Linked DNA regions of Homo sapiens: all the other regions are linked to region 2. The links are chromatin loops, found by intact Hi-C in ENCODE. Cell type or tissue: B cell. All regions are shown on one strand. Each heading gives the region's core, and the rest is flanking DNA. Links, peaks and the distances in the headings are about the cores only. Region 1 holds the start of CCL3 (C-C motif chemokine ligand 3). Region 2 holds the start of LOC101927369 (a long non-coding RNA gene). Region 3 overlaps CCL18 (C-C motif chemokine ligand 18).

Region 1 (4,000 bases), core at 1-4,000, 59 kb before region 2:
CTGTGTCTCCGTTGTAAAGTGGATAACTCTGTGGTAGCCCTCCCCATCTCTCCCAATTTCCCTCCATTTCACCTCTTCCTAATCTTTGCCTATGATTCCTCTTAACCAGTGATTTTGATTTGCCAGAAAAACAAAACCAAACTCAATACTGGTTTACCTTTTAAAAGAGCATCTTTATTATTTCCCCAGGCCGATCACAGCCCTGAACAAAAGCATCCGATACACATTTGTCAGTCTGGTGGCTTTGGTGCCATGACTGCCTACACAGGCTGATGACAGCCACTCGGTTGTCACCAGACGCGGTGTGAGGGAAGGGGGAGGGGACAGGGGAACTCTCAGAGCAAACAATCACAAACACACTGTGAAATCGAAAATAAATTACAAAAACTAAATAGTATAAATAAATTAAAATTTAAGTTAAGAAGAGTCCCACAGTGTGGCTGTTTGGCAACAACCAGTCCATAGAAGAGGTAGCTGTGGAGGTCACACGCATGTTCCCAAGGCTCAGGCTCCTGCTCCTCCCCACTGGGCCCACCGAGGTCGCTGGGCCTCGAAGCTTCTGGACCCCTCAGGCACTCAGCTCCAGGTCGCTGACATATTTCTGGACCCACTCCTCACTGGGGTCAGCACAGACCTGCCGGCTTCGCTTGGTTAGGAAGCTGTGGAGAAGGGAGGAAGAGTTAAGCACTGGGGAATCCAGCAGGGGAATCCTGGGCCCACCATGGCCCCACCATTCTGCTCTCTGTCCTGGGCAGCTCAGGGCTTGCTCCTCTTTCAGGGGCCCCCTGCCTATCTCTGTCTAGAGAGCTTCTCTCAGTGACTCAGTAGGGGTGGCCCTCAGAGTGTCCCGCTGCCTCCTTCTTCCTGTCCCTTTCCTCTGGGCTGGGGCAGCCCTTCCTGACTCTGTAACACATGCCTCACTCCAGCTCCAAGTCAGGTCACACCTCGGAGCCCTGCGTCCTGTATCCCCGATAGGCTCCTGAAGGCTGGGCCTTTCCAGGATAGCCTTCTGGCCTGTCTCTGCCCCAACCCTGACCCTCCCTACCTCCATAGAGGTGAGCAGGAAGACTGGCACTTACATGACACCGGGCTTGGAGCACTGGCTGCTCGTCTCAAAGTAGTCAGCTATGAAATTCTGTGGAATCTGCCGGGAGGTGTAGCTGAAGCAGCAGGCGGTCGGCGTGTCAGCAGCAACTGTGGAGAAAGGAAGAGAATGAGCCCGAGTCACAGCTCAGAAGAAAAGGCCAGGCAGCTTCTGATCCCCGAGCAGTTGAGGAAGGCAGGCTTGCTCAGACCAAGTGACTGGAAGGCATTTGGGCATTTTTGCTGAGAAATGTCTCTTTGTTTCTGTCTGTATCCTTCTTTCTCCTTGACTCTTCATAGTGGGTTCTCTGTTTCTCTGTGTGATCCAGATACCTGAACGGACTGTTCTCTTATCTCAGTTCTCTTCAGGGAATTTTGTCTGGTTCAAGAAGTCATACCCCAACCCAAGAGAAGCCTTGGACATCTCTCATAAGACATCCAAGGGACAGAGCTCCTGGGAGACCTAGAGTGAGCTGGAGAGTGAACAACATACCCCACTGGGAAGTAAGCAGCCCTGGATTCTGCCTCTTGCTAACTGATTCGTTTCGAACCCTGTTTTTCTATCTGTAAAAGGGACTGTAACTCCCCTGCCCCTGCCTAGATTCTCATACCTGGAGACTAGGGGGCTAAGACCCCTTCTAGAGATAAAAATAAAAGTCTTAAAGAGAAAGACCAAGATGTTTGGCAGCCCTTTAAGAAGTTCTCTTTTCTCTTGGGGGCTTTTAGGCCACAAGAAAAGATTGATGTGGTCTAACCATGGCCAGAGAGTGGTGATACCCACAACGAAACTCAGACTCACGTGATGCAGAGAACTGGTTGCAGAGAGCCATGGTGCAGAGGAGGACAGCAAGGGCAGCAGTGGAGACCTGCATGATTCTGAGCAGGTGACGGAATGTGGGCTCGAGTGTCAGCAGAGCCAAGAAAGGACTGACCACTGTCTGCTGCCCGTGTCCTTCTGAAGTCTGAAACCAGCTCTCCTCTTTATAGGCAGCCCTGGCGGATGGGGAAATGGAATCTGGGGGTGAGGAGGGAAATTTTTAAGCGTAGTGATGCTGTCATGCTAAGTTGCACAACTCAGGGTCCCTGGTGACCACAGGGGCTCAGGATATCCAAGAATAGCATCTTTGAGCTATTCTCTAACTCTCAGCTCTCAACTCATGACTTGTTATAGTTTCATAGGGAAATGGTTTCTCCTGTGAGTGTGAAGAGGGGTATATGTCAACCCAAGGCTATTCTTAGTCAGTCCCTTCTCATAAGAACTGGTCTGTGCATGAACTCTCCAGCCCCATTCCTTCCCACAGAGCTGCAATTCTGCTTCCTCAGCTGCTATAACCACAGGGATAGGGTTGATGGGCTGATGCTGTGGAGGGCTGCACAACCCTTCCTCCTCCCAGAGGCAAAGAACTGAATGAAAGCTGGAGGAATAGAAAGCATGAGGTCATGTTTCAGTCATTTGTCTATTTATTAGTCATGTAGTGACTAGGGCGCTGTGTTAAACGCTAGTTGTGGATCATAAAAATACTTTAGAGGTGGGTGTCAATATGTCAGGTGCCTAGAAATATCTGTAGCCATTAACCTAGAAAAAGCATTTCTAGGAAAGAGTTCTGTGGAAACAACCCAAATATGGAGCCATCTTCAAACATAAAGATACCTGACCCAGCATCGTTTATAACTCTAAAATAAACAAAGCTAAATTTTTCTCCATCAGGGAATGATAAATTATCCACTAGATCATTTATTATTAAGTCTCTAAAATGAATGAAGTGGCATAAATATGCTTATAACATCAGTGGTTAAAAAAAGCAAGATACGACATTATACAAATTCTACAAAGTCTGAAGAATTGTACAAATATATATATATATTTGTACTATATATACATGTATTTGTACATATACACATATATATTTGTACAAATATATATATATTCCTTGCCAACCCTAAGCATGGAAAAAAATACAAAGGCTTGGAAATACATGCCTTAAAGAATGAATAGTTCTTATATTTGTGTGATAGGTCCCTGGGTGATTTATTTTCTTATTTTTTTCTTTTTCTGAATTTTTCTCATTTTACTTAGTTAGACTTTATTACCTTCTTGGTCAGCCCACAAATTTATAAACTAATTTTTAAAAAAACATTTCCAACATCACTGGTTGAAAAATAGGTTGTTGTCAGTTGTTTAATCTGAAAGAAATTATTGATAAATATGCTGAAGTTTCTGTTCAATGGTTTTGGCCAAAATGAAGTCTTGATTTCCCATTTCTTTGAACCATTTTAAGGATCCTATACTATACTTACATAAATCATGCCAAATTGAAGCAGTTTTTTACTTATTCTTTTCAATACATAATTTCAGTGGTGTGGAAGGGTCTCTACCTTCTCAGCCAGATTATATGCTTTTTTTTCTTTTCCATACTTTGTTATTTTATTCTTTCACAATCAATCAGCATACCTCATTTTATAATGAGAAATAGATTTAGTTGGTTTTAATGATCTTTGTTTCTGAGATGCCCCTGATCTCGTGGGGGCAGGTAGAGTGTATGAACAGGTAATTGTAGCATTTAGCCGAAAGTGCTAGGACTCCTAGTAGAAAAAGAAATGAAAGCTCAGAATCCCACGAGGGGAAGAAGTGACCTTCCACCAGAGGGTTGGGGAAGGCTTCATGGAAGGGATGGAACTTTAGTTGTGTCTGGATAACTGCCCGGGATTTAGGCATCTATAGATGAGTGCCCAGCTGAGGCAGAGTCCTGAGTGTGACATTGTGGGTTCAGAGGAAAGAGGGGGTGCTTCAGTGGAGCTGCAGAGCAGTGGGGGTGAATATGGATGATAAAGCTAAATTGGGACCAAACCAGGACAGGCCTTGTATTCCCCCCAAAGGGGTTAGAGTTGATACATTTGATGCTGGAGAATAACAGAG
Region 2 (5,905 bases), core at 1,008-5,007:
CAAACATGCAATGGACATAGCATGTGGAATGATAGACAGTAGAGACTTGGGACAGTGGTGGAGGGTAGGGTAGGACAAGGTAGATGATGAGGAATTACTTAATGGGTACAATGTACATTATCCAGGTACCCTGACTTCACCACTACACAATCTATGCATGTAACTAAATTACACTTGTACCCCATACATTCATACGAAAAAAGGAGAATAAGGCCAACCCAGCTCATTTTCTCCAGCCTAGGTGACAAGGGCAAAACTCTGTCTCAAAAAAAAAAAAAAAAAAAAAAAAAAAAAAAACAAGAAGAAGAAGAAATCTTTGCCTATCCCAAGATCATGAAACTATTTCTACAATATCTTCTAAAAGCTTTATTGTTTCTTCTTTCACATTAAGTCCATGATCCATTTGGAAGAGATTTCTGTGTGTGGTGTGGGGTAGGAGTCAAGGTTCCTTTTTGTTTACATGAATAAGCCAATCAAGCCAGCTACCTTTACTGAAAAAGCATTCTTTCCCTCTTTGAACTACAGCGGCTCCTTTGTCATAAATTATGAGATGGTGTGTTTTTGTTACACTGATCTATTTGGTATCTTGCACTGCTGTTCCATTTACTGCCACATTATAATAAATCCTGATAAATGGTAGCTTAAGTCCCTCAACTTTGTTTAAGACTGTCTTGATTATTCTTGCCTTTTGGAATTTTCATATAAGTTTTAGAATCAGTTTATCAATTTTCATGAAAAATCCTTCTAAGATTTTGACTGAGATTGTATTAAATTTATTGTTGAATTTGGGGAAAACTGACAGCTTTATAATAATGAATCTTCTAATCCACAAACACGGCACATCCCTCCATTTATTAAGGTACCTACAAATTTTTGTTTGTAATATCGTGTAATTTTCTGCACAAGATTTGTTAGATTTATCTCTAGGTAATTGATGGTTTTGACGATATCTTAAAGGGCATTTGAAAATGTTATTTTCTATATGTAATACTTGAAAGCTGTTAATTGGGTCTCTCCTCTGGTCAGGCATCTGTGTGCACCAATGCAGAAAAGACGGGGACTACAAGGAAGGAAAATGTTGCATCAGGAAGGGCTGCTGGCACATCTTTGTTCCCCCTCCCCAAAACCTCATCCCCAAGCAGGTGAGTCCTGACTCTCCCCACCTGGCCTGACCGAGACTGATTAAAGATTTGGTGATACCTGGATTTTCACAGTAGTGCGGTCACCCACAAATGTGACAGAAATGTCCCCAAAGGCCTGAGGGCTCCTTCTGCTCTCACCCTTCCTGAGGGAAGGGCTGATCCTAAGACCCATTACCCCCACATTTTCAAGTATGAGAATCCTGAAAAGAAAAATCATTTCATATTTCCCAAGGAATAGATATTCATTATAGTGAAGTCAGATATATAGAACAAAGAGATGGTAAAACTTGCTCATAATCTCATTACCAGCAGATAAATATAGTTACATGTTTTGTCACGTCCTTTCATACTTTGATCCATGGGGTGTGTGTGCAAAATAATCAAGGCATCACACTCTACATAATTTTGGACCTCTTCTTTTTTTTTTCACTCACCAATATACAGTAAACAGCTTTCCCTGTCAGTGGATGTATTTCTACAATTTCATTTTCCCCCCAAGGTTTCACATCATTCTCACCATGTAGATATACCATATTTTATTTACTAATTCTTGACCAATAGATATTTAGACTTCAAAAGATTCCTTAGAATGAAATCTTTCCATGCACAGTTGATTGTTTCATCAGGAAATATTCTTTGAAGTGTTTCTAGGTGAAAATGCATGCATTTTTTACATTTTAATTTTATTTAATTTTTTAGAGATCCCTAAAAAATTAGGAATCCCTGTTGCCTAGGCTGGTCTCAAATTCCTGGGCTGAAGCTATCCTCCCACCTCAGCCTCCTAAGTAGCTGGGATTGCAGACACATGCCACTGTGCCTGGCCAGCATGCACGCTTTTTAAACTCCAAAAATACATTGCCAAATTGCTGTTACGAGGGTACATTTTTTTATGCCAAAAAGTTTTGATCAACCTCAAAATACTGGCTATAGTTTAATTTTTCACTATTTGACAGTAGGTGTAATTTCATCTGAGTTTACAATTTTAAGTCACATACATTAAAAAAAAAAAAAAACCTCAGTTACGTTTGTGAAATATTTACTTGTTTGGAGGAATGTTTCAGCAATCTTTTGTAATAAGTTGGAATCCCCCAGAGTGGGAAAAGGATGAATGAAACACATATTTAGCACCCGCTTTGTTTCAGATCTTTTCAAATACATTTTTTTTTAATCTTGAGAGCTTTTTATGATGTGTGGATTTATAGCACCCACATTTTACAGATGAGGAAACTGAGAAATAAACAAAATGTCTTTTTCTTTTGCTTACCTTACCATGATTCCTCTCCACTCTCTCCTTTAAGTCACTGGGCTTATATTGCAAATGGTGATCCCAGGAGGCCACTGTAGCTAATGGTGTCCCCCAGTTTGCAATAAAGATTTCTGTCATCTCCCTCTCCCGCTGGGTTCAGAAACAAAGCCTGGGATGGCGGCAGGCCCATTGCGCCATCTACTGGCAATCACTGTGCAGTGCATGACCTTCCCACTGCAGTACTGGCTGGAGCAGATGAGGTGGAAATATCTGTAAATTTCACATCTGCATTTACTCTTCATAACAGCTTTCTGAAGTAAATATTGTATCCTTATTTCAAATGCATGGAAACTGGGTCTTTGAGAGATGAAATGTGTCCCACATCAAGCAGTTGGTAAATGGCAAAGCTGATCTCTTTGCCACCAAAGCCAGAACACTTTTCAGCACAGCATGCTGCCTCCCCGAATGAAGTAATCATGAGGAGCTGCTGTCCACATGCTTCTGCCTTTTCCTCCAAACCACTCAAACTATAAGATAACAGCAAAAGAAATACCCAGCGTCTTTGCACAGAGCGGCCACAAATGCTTTCTGCTGTGGCAGCTGCTGACTCATCCACAGGACCGTTTCTTCCACCTCAGACCCATGCGTTCCTGCTCTCTGCCAAGTCCGAACTGGAGAAAACAAATTCTGTCCCAGTGGGGTTTCCCATCTTTGGCTGGCTGGCTGGACTTCCTCCACAACCACTCTCTCGCCTTCTAAGCAGGAGCTGGGTGAGACATGAGATCATGGGGGCATCCGACAGCGACAGCCATTTCTGGGGCCGTCATCATAGTCCAAGCCCCACCGAGACTGGCAGCAGTATAGCATTGTGAGGGGGGCTGAAGTCAGATAGACTCGATTCAAACCCTGCACCCTCCTTTTCCTAGTTCTGTGGCTTTGTGCAAGTGAATCAAACTCCCAGAGCCTCTTTCATTCTAAAATGGAGACAATAGTTTCTACTTGTAGGGTTGTTCTGAGACTTGAATAAGGTTGTACAATCACCTAGCTCTTAGTGCTTATTTATTGAGTACATAGCAAGTGCTCGATAAATGGTAGTGTGAAGTTGGCACTAGGTATGTACCTTCTCTGAACCTCCCTTGGTCAGTAAGGAACATTAGCATCGTGTGGGGGTTAAGATCCTGAGGTCTGGAGTCAGACAGACATCCTTTGGATCTGGACTCTGCCACTTGCTAGCCATGGGACCATCTTGTGGCCTTGTGTCTCCTCTCTGTGGACCTCAAAACGAGTCTTTATTCAAAGCCCAGGGCCCTGCCTAATATTAAGGCTTTAGATACATATTTTCAAATTGCCTCATGAGGGCCCTTTTAAAACATCAGAAATGTTAAATTACTCATAGGATAGCTAAATTTGTAGTAATAAAGTATCTGCATACATGCCTAATGGATTCAGTAATGCCACTAAATAGGAGTTTGTGTTATTTACAGCAGTCTCTACTTATATTTGAAAAGAATAAAACATCACTTATTAATTTTACAGACAATGTGTGGGTTACATATGGACTTGTGAATCTCATGCATTACCCGTGTTGTCCCCCAGATACATACAGTCACTGTGGGAACAAACACCACCCTGAGTACCTGCTGCTTGCTAGGGATTTTCATGGAGGTTATGGCATTTAAACCTGAAACAGGGCCAGGCATGGTGGCTCATGCCTGTAATCCCAGCATTTTGGGAGGCTAAGGTGGGTGGACCAGTTGAGCCCAGGAGTTCAAGCCCAGGCTGGCCAACATGGTGAAACTCTATCTCTACCAAAAATACAAAAATTAGCTGGGTGTGGTGGCATATGCCTGTAATCCCAGCTACCCGGGAGGCTGAGGAATGATAATCGCTTCAACTCAGGAGGCAGAGGCTGCAGTGAGCTGAGATCACACCACTGCACTCCAGCCTGGGCAACAGAGCTACACTCCATCTCAAAACAAAGCAAAGCAAAACAAGAAAAGACAAGAAAAGAAAACCTAAAACAACTCTGCAGAATAATTGTTATTATCACCATTTTATACACGTGGAAACAGGCTCCGAGGGGCTCAATGAATTTCCCAGAGTTCTACAGATAATAAGGGGCAGAGCCAAGATCCTGACCCTCATCTGTCTGTGTAGCATGAGAGAAATATCCACCGTGGACTGTATTTGAAAATATTCACAGATACTAGGTTAATGCTATATAAAGTATATTATACCTAACCTTTTATAACATATTTTTTCATTTAACAATAATTGTGAATAGATACTTCTATCAACCTACAAATCTACCTACTTTATCCTTTTAAAGGACTATGTCATACTCCATTAAATGAATTTACTATAATCTATTTAACCAACATTCCTTTAGTGAACATTTTAATGGTTTGCAATTTTTTGTCCTTGCATATAATGCTGAAATGAACTGGATCATATGCAAGTATTTTTGTACACCTCTAGAAGTGATTTTTTAAAATTCCTAAGAGTGAGATGATAAAATTAGTTACAAACATTTACTAACACATACTACCAAATCAGGCAGCATAATAAAAGATCATCAAATTTTTATTCATTCACTTAGCAAATACTTATGTCATGCTTGTGCTGTGCTAGGTACTGCTCCCAGAGCTTGACTCCTCATGACATCCTGAGATGAGAACTTTAATGATTCTGTTTTATACATAAGAAGACTGTGGCTCAGAGAGACAAAGTAACTTGGCAGAAGTTAGACAGAAAATAGCTGGTTTGGAAACCAGGGTCTGCAGCACCCAGGCACTTGATGACTATGTTGTCCTTCCTGATTTATTAAGGCTTTATTCCCAGAATTACTCAAATCCTAAAGAATAAATCTTATTTGATGGGAGTATCAAATGAGATTTTAAGGGGGAAAATATTAACATTAACATTATATGTTTTAAAATAAGATTTTTTATTTTTCCAGAAAAAAATCTTAAAAATTAAATCATTTGTTTCATTTTTTTAAAAGGAAACTATAAACCCAATATTTTAAGAAACGATTTCATTCACTCAACACTTTTGAGCTGAGTCTCTCCTCTCATCAGTTCTGTGTGAGCAGAAAAGAGGGAGGCTTAGGGGCTTAGGGGATTAGGGGTCATGGTCGCTGGGAAATGCAACAGAAACCTGTCAGGGCTGCTAGAACCTAGAAGAGTTAGCCACAGTAAACCGGCTGGTGCATATCCTTACAGAACTTTTATTTTGTAAGTGTGTATGCAAACTAGCTACTACATTACATTTTACATACATTAATAATCTCCCTTTATTTTTTTACCTAATGTATATTTTTCCATGACCATGAATGTATTTTTATAACTTTTTGTTTTAGGTTTTAAGGCATTTCATTGCTAAGTTGCATCTCCTAGATTTGGGAAAGAATCTAAAAAACACATATTTGGTGCATTCTGTGTGCTCTGCCCAGTCACACACATTATTCTATTTAACCTTCTGATGACCTAGGTATCTTCACCACTCTTCTAGATTG
Region 3 (5,651 bases), core at 1-4,000, 77 kb before region 2:
TGCTCCTGCCCACCCCTCGGGAGGGAGGATGGGAGGTTTGGGGTGAGGTCCCCTCAGAGTACTCAGCTCTCTAAGGCCCATCAAGGTAAAGGACTCCAGGGGAGGCCCCTGCAGTGTTTTGTGACCTGGCCTGGGGCCTGCAGAGTCCTGAAGGGCCTGCCCCTGGGCAGAGGGAAGAGAGCAGACATGACAACAGGAAGTTTGCTTCCTGAGGAACCCCATCTGAGACATTTGGGGAAGGCCTGTGAACCCCGAAGTTAAGGGGAAATTTTACGGGCACGAGGACAGGCCCTGAGATGCCTGGGACAGAGAAGGACGCAGGGGCCACAGGATTCCCCTGATGAATTCGTCAGTTCTTAACTCTTCCTCCCTTCTCCACAGCCTCCTAACCAAGAGAGGCCGGCAGATCTGTGCTGACCCCAATAAGAAGTGGGTCCAGAAATACATCAGCGACCTGAAGCTGAATGCCTGAGGGGCCTGGAAGCTGCGAGGGCCCAGTGAACTTGGTGGGCCCAGGAGGGAACAGGAGCCTGAGCCAGGGCAATGGCCCTGCCACCCTGGAGGCTACCTCTTCTAAGAGTCCCATCTGCTATGCCCAGCCACATTAACTAACTTTAATCTTAGTTTATGCATCATATTTCATTTTGAAATTGATTTCTATTGTTGAGCTGCATTATGAAATTAGTATTTTCTCTGACATCTCATGACATTGTCTTTATCATCCTTTCCCCTTTCCCTTCAACTCTTCGTACATTCAATGCATGGATCAATCAGTGTGATTAGCTTTCTCAGCAGACATTGTGCCATATGTATCAAATGACAAATCTTTATTGAATGGTTTTGCTCAGCACCACCTTTTAATATATTGGCAGTACTTATTATATAAAAGGTAAACCAGCATTCTCACTGTGACGACTCTGTTGATTTTGTTTCACTAATCGGAATCACAGACTGAGAGGAATTCTGGGGGAGGAGTAGGGAAATATGAAAAGGGGCAGAAACAGCAAGATAGGGACCAAGTACTTCTACAGTCATACCAGACATTTCCCTGGAGATACTTTCCTGAAAAGTTGAAACAGACACCATTAGTTTATAAACCATATTGTAACTGAAATGTGATAGAAAAATTTTCTACTTAAATGAATATCAAGATGACGCTGCAATGCATATTTACGCACACAAGCTCATTTTCATAAATGAAGCTTTCCTCAGAATGATGGCTAACATCTGTTGAGGTCTTACCAAGTGCTGGGTTTTGGGCTAAGTACTTATATTAGTAAAAGTCTAGCAAATACTGCCCATAGTCTAGCAAGGACTCCTTACCTGGAAGTTGCTGAAAGCCTTGGTAATGTTATCTTTGTTCTCCACTCTGCTTTTGGGGAGGATGTTTTCCATGACTATACGAGATGAGGCTTGGGGCTGGGTGGCCAGAGTTAGCAAATAAAAATACAGAATGGATACTATTTTAGTGTAAGTATATCCCATGCAATATTTGGGACCTACTTGTACCAAAAATGATTTGTTCTTTTTCTGAAACTCGAATTTAACAGGGTATCCTAAATTGTATCTGGCAACCCTCTGAAGAAGGAATACTGCTTATAGAGGTGTCTGTTTCCTGTTGGAGATGTCTGTTGATTTTGGCTTAAGTGTAGAACAGGGCTTTGGCTTAAGTGTAGAACAGGGCTTTGGCTTAAGTGTGGAACACGGCTTCTCAACCTTGAATTCACATTAGAATCACTTAGGAGAGCTTTTAAAAATTCTAATGCCAGGTCCTCACCTCCAAAGTTATGAATTTAATTGGATTGATGTGGGGGCCTGGCATCAGTAATTTAAAAACTCCCCAGGGGATGTTAATGCACAGCCAAGTTTGAGAACCACTGTTGGTGTGGGGTCACAGGCTGTTTTTAACCAGCATTAAGGTTTCAGAGGCACTGCAACTCCGTTCTAATTTTTGAAGGCATCTGATCTAGTTATTTTTGGTTCATTCCATTGGATGGTTAATCATAAGCAGAAAATCTATCAGATACAGTTATTTCTAGAACTGGGTTTTTAACACGTCTCTTCCAGCACAGCACTGGGAGCTCTGTGGTCATCCCTTCCGCCGCCCACCGGCTCCCCCATTGTATTGACTCCACATTGCCCCCTGCTGGTGAAACAAGTGCGAAGGTCAGCGTCTTTAGCTCCCTGCCTCTGATGAATACAGCTGCACCTTCACAAAGAGCACAGCTGTTCATTGTGATGGTTAATGTTACGCGTCAACTGGACTAAGCTAAGGGATACCCAGGTAGCTGATAAACATCATTTCTGAGTGTGTCTGTGTGGTGTTCCAGAAGAGATTAGCATCAGAAGACTAAAGAAGATCTGCCCTCACCAATGCAGGCAGGCATCATCCAATTCACTGAGGTCCCAAATAGAACAAAAAGGCTGAGGAAGGGTGACTTTGCTGTCTGCGTTTGAGCTGGGACATCCATCTTCTCCTGCCCTCTGACATCCACGCTTCCGATTCTTGAGCCTTCAGACTCAGACAGGGACTTGTACCATCACCTACCCTTCTTGACCCCTTCTCAGGTCTGTGAACTTGGACCAGGACTGACAACTTTGGCTGCCCTGGTTCTCAGGCCTTCAGACCAAATCACACCACTGGCTTTCCTGGTTCTCCAGCTTGCAGATGGCAGGACTTCTTGGCTTCCGTAATTGTGGGAGCCAATTCCCCTAATAAATATCTCGGTATTTATATCTATATCAACATTGGTATCCAATCTATATCTATAGAGAGAAATAGCCTACTGTTTCTGTTTTTCTGGATAACTGACTAATACATTCATTTTATCATCAAGATAAATATTTACAATGTGGGATCTGAGAAGGAGGTGGATTTGGCTGCTTCGGGACCTGCTTTCCTGTCCTGCCTAATCTCTCACCTCCTCATTTTTGCTTATATTAACATTAGCTTGGACTGGAAAATTCTGCTCTTCTAGTCCTGCAAGCTCCAGATCACAGGATTCTTAATTAGCTTGGTTTTCAGGCAGCAAGCAGAAAGTACATTTCTTTAAAAAACTACTTTTTTTCCCCTTCTCTGCTATCAGAAGAATCAGTTTCAAAGTAAGTTAATTTCTTTCTTAGTGGGCCTTACTAAGACTGATGCAAGAAATAGTCTCCAATACCCTGAATTTTCGTTTTTGATAAAACTTTGGCTCGAAGATGGACTTAGAATATATAACAGGCCATGGGGGTAACCGGCAATTTTGGTAACTAGAGGTATCCCCACTGACTTTGACCTTAGCTACTGCCTTCAGCCAGTTCCACGTTTGGGGACCCATACTTACAACATTGCAGTCTATGTTAGTTAGGGATGGTTTAAGTCACAGTGTCAGAAAAATAACTCAATCTGGCTTAAATGATAAAGGGAACTTATTAGTTCACATAACTGAAGCTTCAAGAAATAGAATTAGTTTCAGGCAAAACTTGATTCAGTGGTCCTTGTTTCGCTATGGACTATACATGTCTTTCTGAATTTCTGATCTCCCTGCATTTGAGAGCTTCATCCTAGAAAGAAGTTACTATATTCATCCTAGTTACTCTATTGGCAGAATAGCTTCCAGAAACTTCCAGAGCAAATTGGGAAGACAATGTCTGTATCCTCGTATTTTGAGCCAAGAGCCTGAGTTCCACTTTTATTGGTCTGGCTGGCTTGGATTAAGAGCCCATCTCTTAACCCAGGGGCCAGCAAACTATGGCCATTGGGCCCAATTTGACCTACTACCTGTTTTTGTATGGCCTGCGAGCTAAGATGTTTTTACATTTTAAGTCATTGAAAACATCCAAAAGAAGATTATTTTGAGAAATATGAAAATTGTATGAAATTGGAGTTTTAGTGTCCATAAAAAAGTTTTATTGGAATGCAGTTGGGTTTATTTGTTTCTGTATTGTTTACAGCCCACAGTCTAGCAAGGACTCCTTACCTGGAATGAATCATATTTTCATACGACAAAGCAGAGCTGAGTAGTTGTGAAAGACACTGTATGACCCACAAAACCTGAAGTAGTTTCCATTTGGTCCTTTACAGAGCAAGTTTGCCAACCTGTATCTTAATTCATCTTTGTGGCCAGAGAAGTGGATTTACTGATTTGTTTCAGCTGATCAATGTCTATAACAAGCAATGTTGATGGGCTGAAAACCACACAGACTACCAGAGGGGTTGCTTTTCCGAAGAATCATGTAAGGATAAAAGAGAAAGAAAGAGAGAAAGACCTTGGAACCCAACTAGTATCTACCAAATGTATGTAACTTTCTCATATTAATTCTGTCTTTATATGTGAAGATGACCAATCCCCTGCCTGTGATTACATCACATCAAGCATGTTCTTCCCAAATTGGGGGTTCAATTCAGACTCTCCTGTTATATGCCAGTTGTCTTAGGGATTTTCTCACTTTATTCAACACTATACTCAATTTTTACATTAATAATGCAGTAATAATATACCCCTTTGCCATTCTGTATTTTCCTGTATAATAATAATTATTATTGTTATTATTATTATTTTTTGAGACAGTTTTTGTTCTTGTCGCCCAGGCTGGAGTGCAATGGCATGATCGCAGCTCACTGCCACCTCTGCCTCCTGGGTTCAAGTGATTCTTGTGCCTCAGCCTCCTGAGTAGCTGGGATTACAGGCACGCACCACCACGCCCAGCTAATTTTTGTATTTTTAGTAGAGATGGGGTTTCACCATGTTGGCCAGGCTGGTCTCGAACTCCTGATCTCAGGTGATCTGCCCGCCTTGGCCTCCCAAAGTGCTGGGATTACAGGCGTGAGCCACTGTGCCTGGTCTTTCCTGAATTATTTTACCGGTTTTGTAAAAAGATTTTGATCGGGATATACCCTGTTGCCCCACAAATGATGGCTAGTTCCCAAATCTGAGACTAAGTTTTCATTATAGACTTTATATTCTAAACTAAGTCACTAACAACTGGGGCCAGACAATCCTTCCAGGGCATTGTAGACATAGGAAAAGGAAAGAAAGTGGCCAGCCTAGTGGGTTCCACCTTTGTGAAGGAGAGGTCTTTACTTCTAACTGCTCTTGAAGCCCAGTGAAGGGGTCTCCAGAGGGTAACTTGTACAAACTGGAAGTACCTGCAAACAAGGCAACTCATTTTCCAGTTGGATGTCAGCTTACATGGTGAACCTCATGATTTGCCTGAGCCAAAATGAGCAGGGGAGAAGAAAACAGAAGATAGGAACCAAAGCAGGGAAAAGGATTGCTGGAGGCTGCTCTCCCACCACATGGAATGAGCTTTCCATTGGCCGAGTGATCCTGTGGAAGGGAGCTGGGCTCGAGCCATCCTCCCAGTGACACTCCGCAAAGGTTGGGGGAATCACATGTCCCATTTTGTCTGGGAAATGACCCAGTTTATGCCAGTTGTGCCAGCATAGTTATTAATAGTAACCCCTTTGAGTCTTAAAGTGCTCATCCTACCAATAGGAGATCCACTGCTTAGCTTACAAGGATCTTAACAGCAGTAGCTGATGGGGTGGTCTCAGGGCCGCTGTCTACAAAGGCCCCTGGATGTGTGGGCAAGAGGGTGCTGAAAGCCAGTCTGCCCATCACCTGTAAGGTCTTGCACTCACACAGGGCTAGGTGTGCTCCATGGTG

Evidence for each region. Peaks named below come from ENCODE experiments on the same cell type or tissue, not always from the same donor. Only the 100,000 strongest peaks of a DNase experiment are listed, where the experiment ranks them.
Region 1: it touches region 2 in a loop (5-fold over the local background); 4 of 110 quality-filtered maps call a loop at or near these places.
Region 3: a loop joins it to region 2, with 9 times the contacts of the local background. A loop is called at or near these places in 20 of 110 quality-filtered maps.

Annotation. Positions count from the first base shown.
Region 1 is chr17:36,088,104-36,092,103 of GRCh38, forward strand. CCL3 (C-C motif chemokine ligand 3) reads right to left here and starts at 2,040. Exons shown (of 3, transcript NM_002983.3): 1 at 1,883-2,040; 2 at 1,080-1,194; 3 at 153-659. The coding sequence starts at 1,955. The coding sequence ends at 569. It overlaps CCL3-AS1 (CCL3 antisense RNA 1), which reads left to right. Exons shown (of 3, transcript NR_186417.1): 3 at 1,443-1,759. In B cell, for the core only: no CTCF peak of the experiment used is centred there; a DNase peak (open chromatin) is centred at 2,088; H3K4me3 peaks cover 1,605 bases; H3K27ac peaks cover 2,671 bases.
Region 2 is chr17:36,146,554-36,152,458 of GRCh38, forward strand. It overlaps LOC101927369 (a long non-coding RNA gene), which reads right to left and starts at 2,491. Exons shown (of 3, transcript XR_243796.5): 1 at 2,407-2,491. In B cell, for the core only: CTCF peaks have their summits at 2,589 (motif pointing left) and 2,790; a DNase peak (open chromatin) is centred at 2,578.
Region 3 is chr17:36,070,570-36,076,220 of GRCh38, forward strand. It overlaps CCL18 (C-C motif chemokine ligand 18), which reads left to right. Exons shown (of 3, transcript NM_002988.4): 3 at 382-1,463. The coding sequence ends at 472. It overlaps CCL3-AS1 (CCL3 antisense RNA 1), which reads left to right and starts at 4,044. Exons shown (of 3, transcript NR_186417.1): 1 at 4,044-4,279. In B cell, for the core only: CTCF peaks have their summits at 2,133 (motif pointing left) and 2,333; a DNase peak (open chromatin) is centred at 2,142.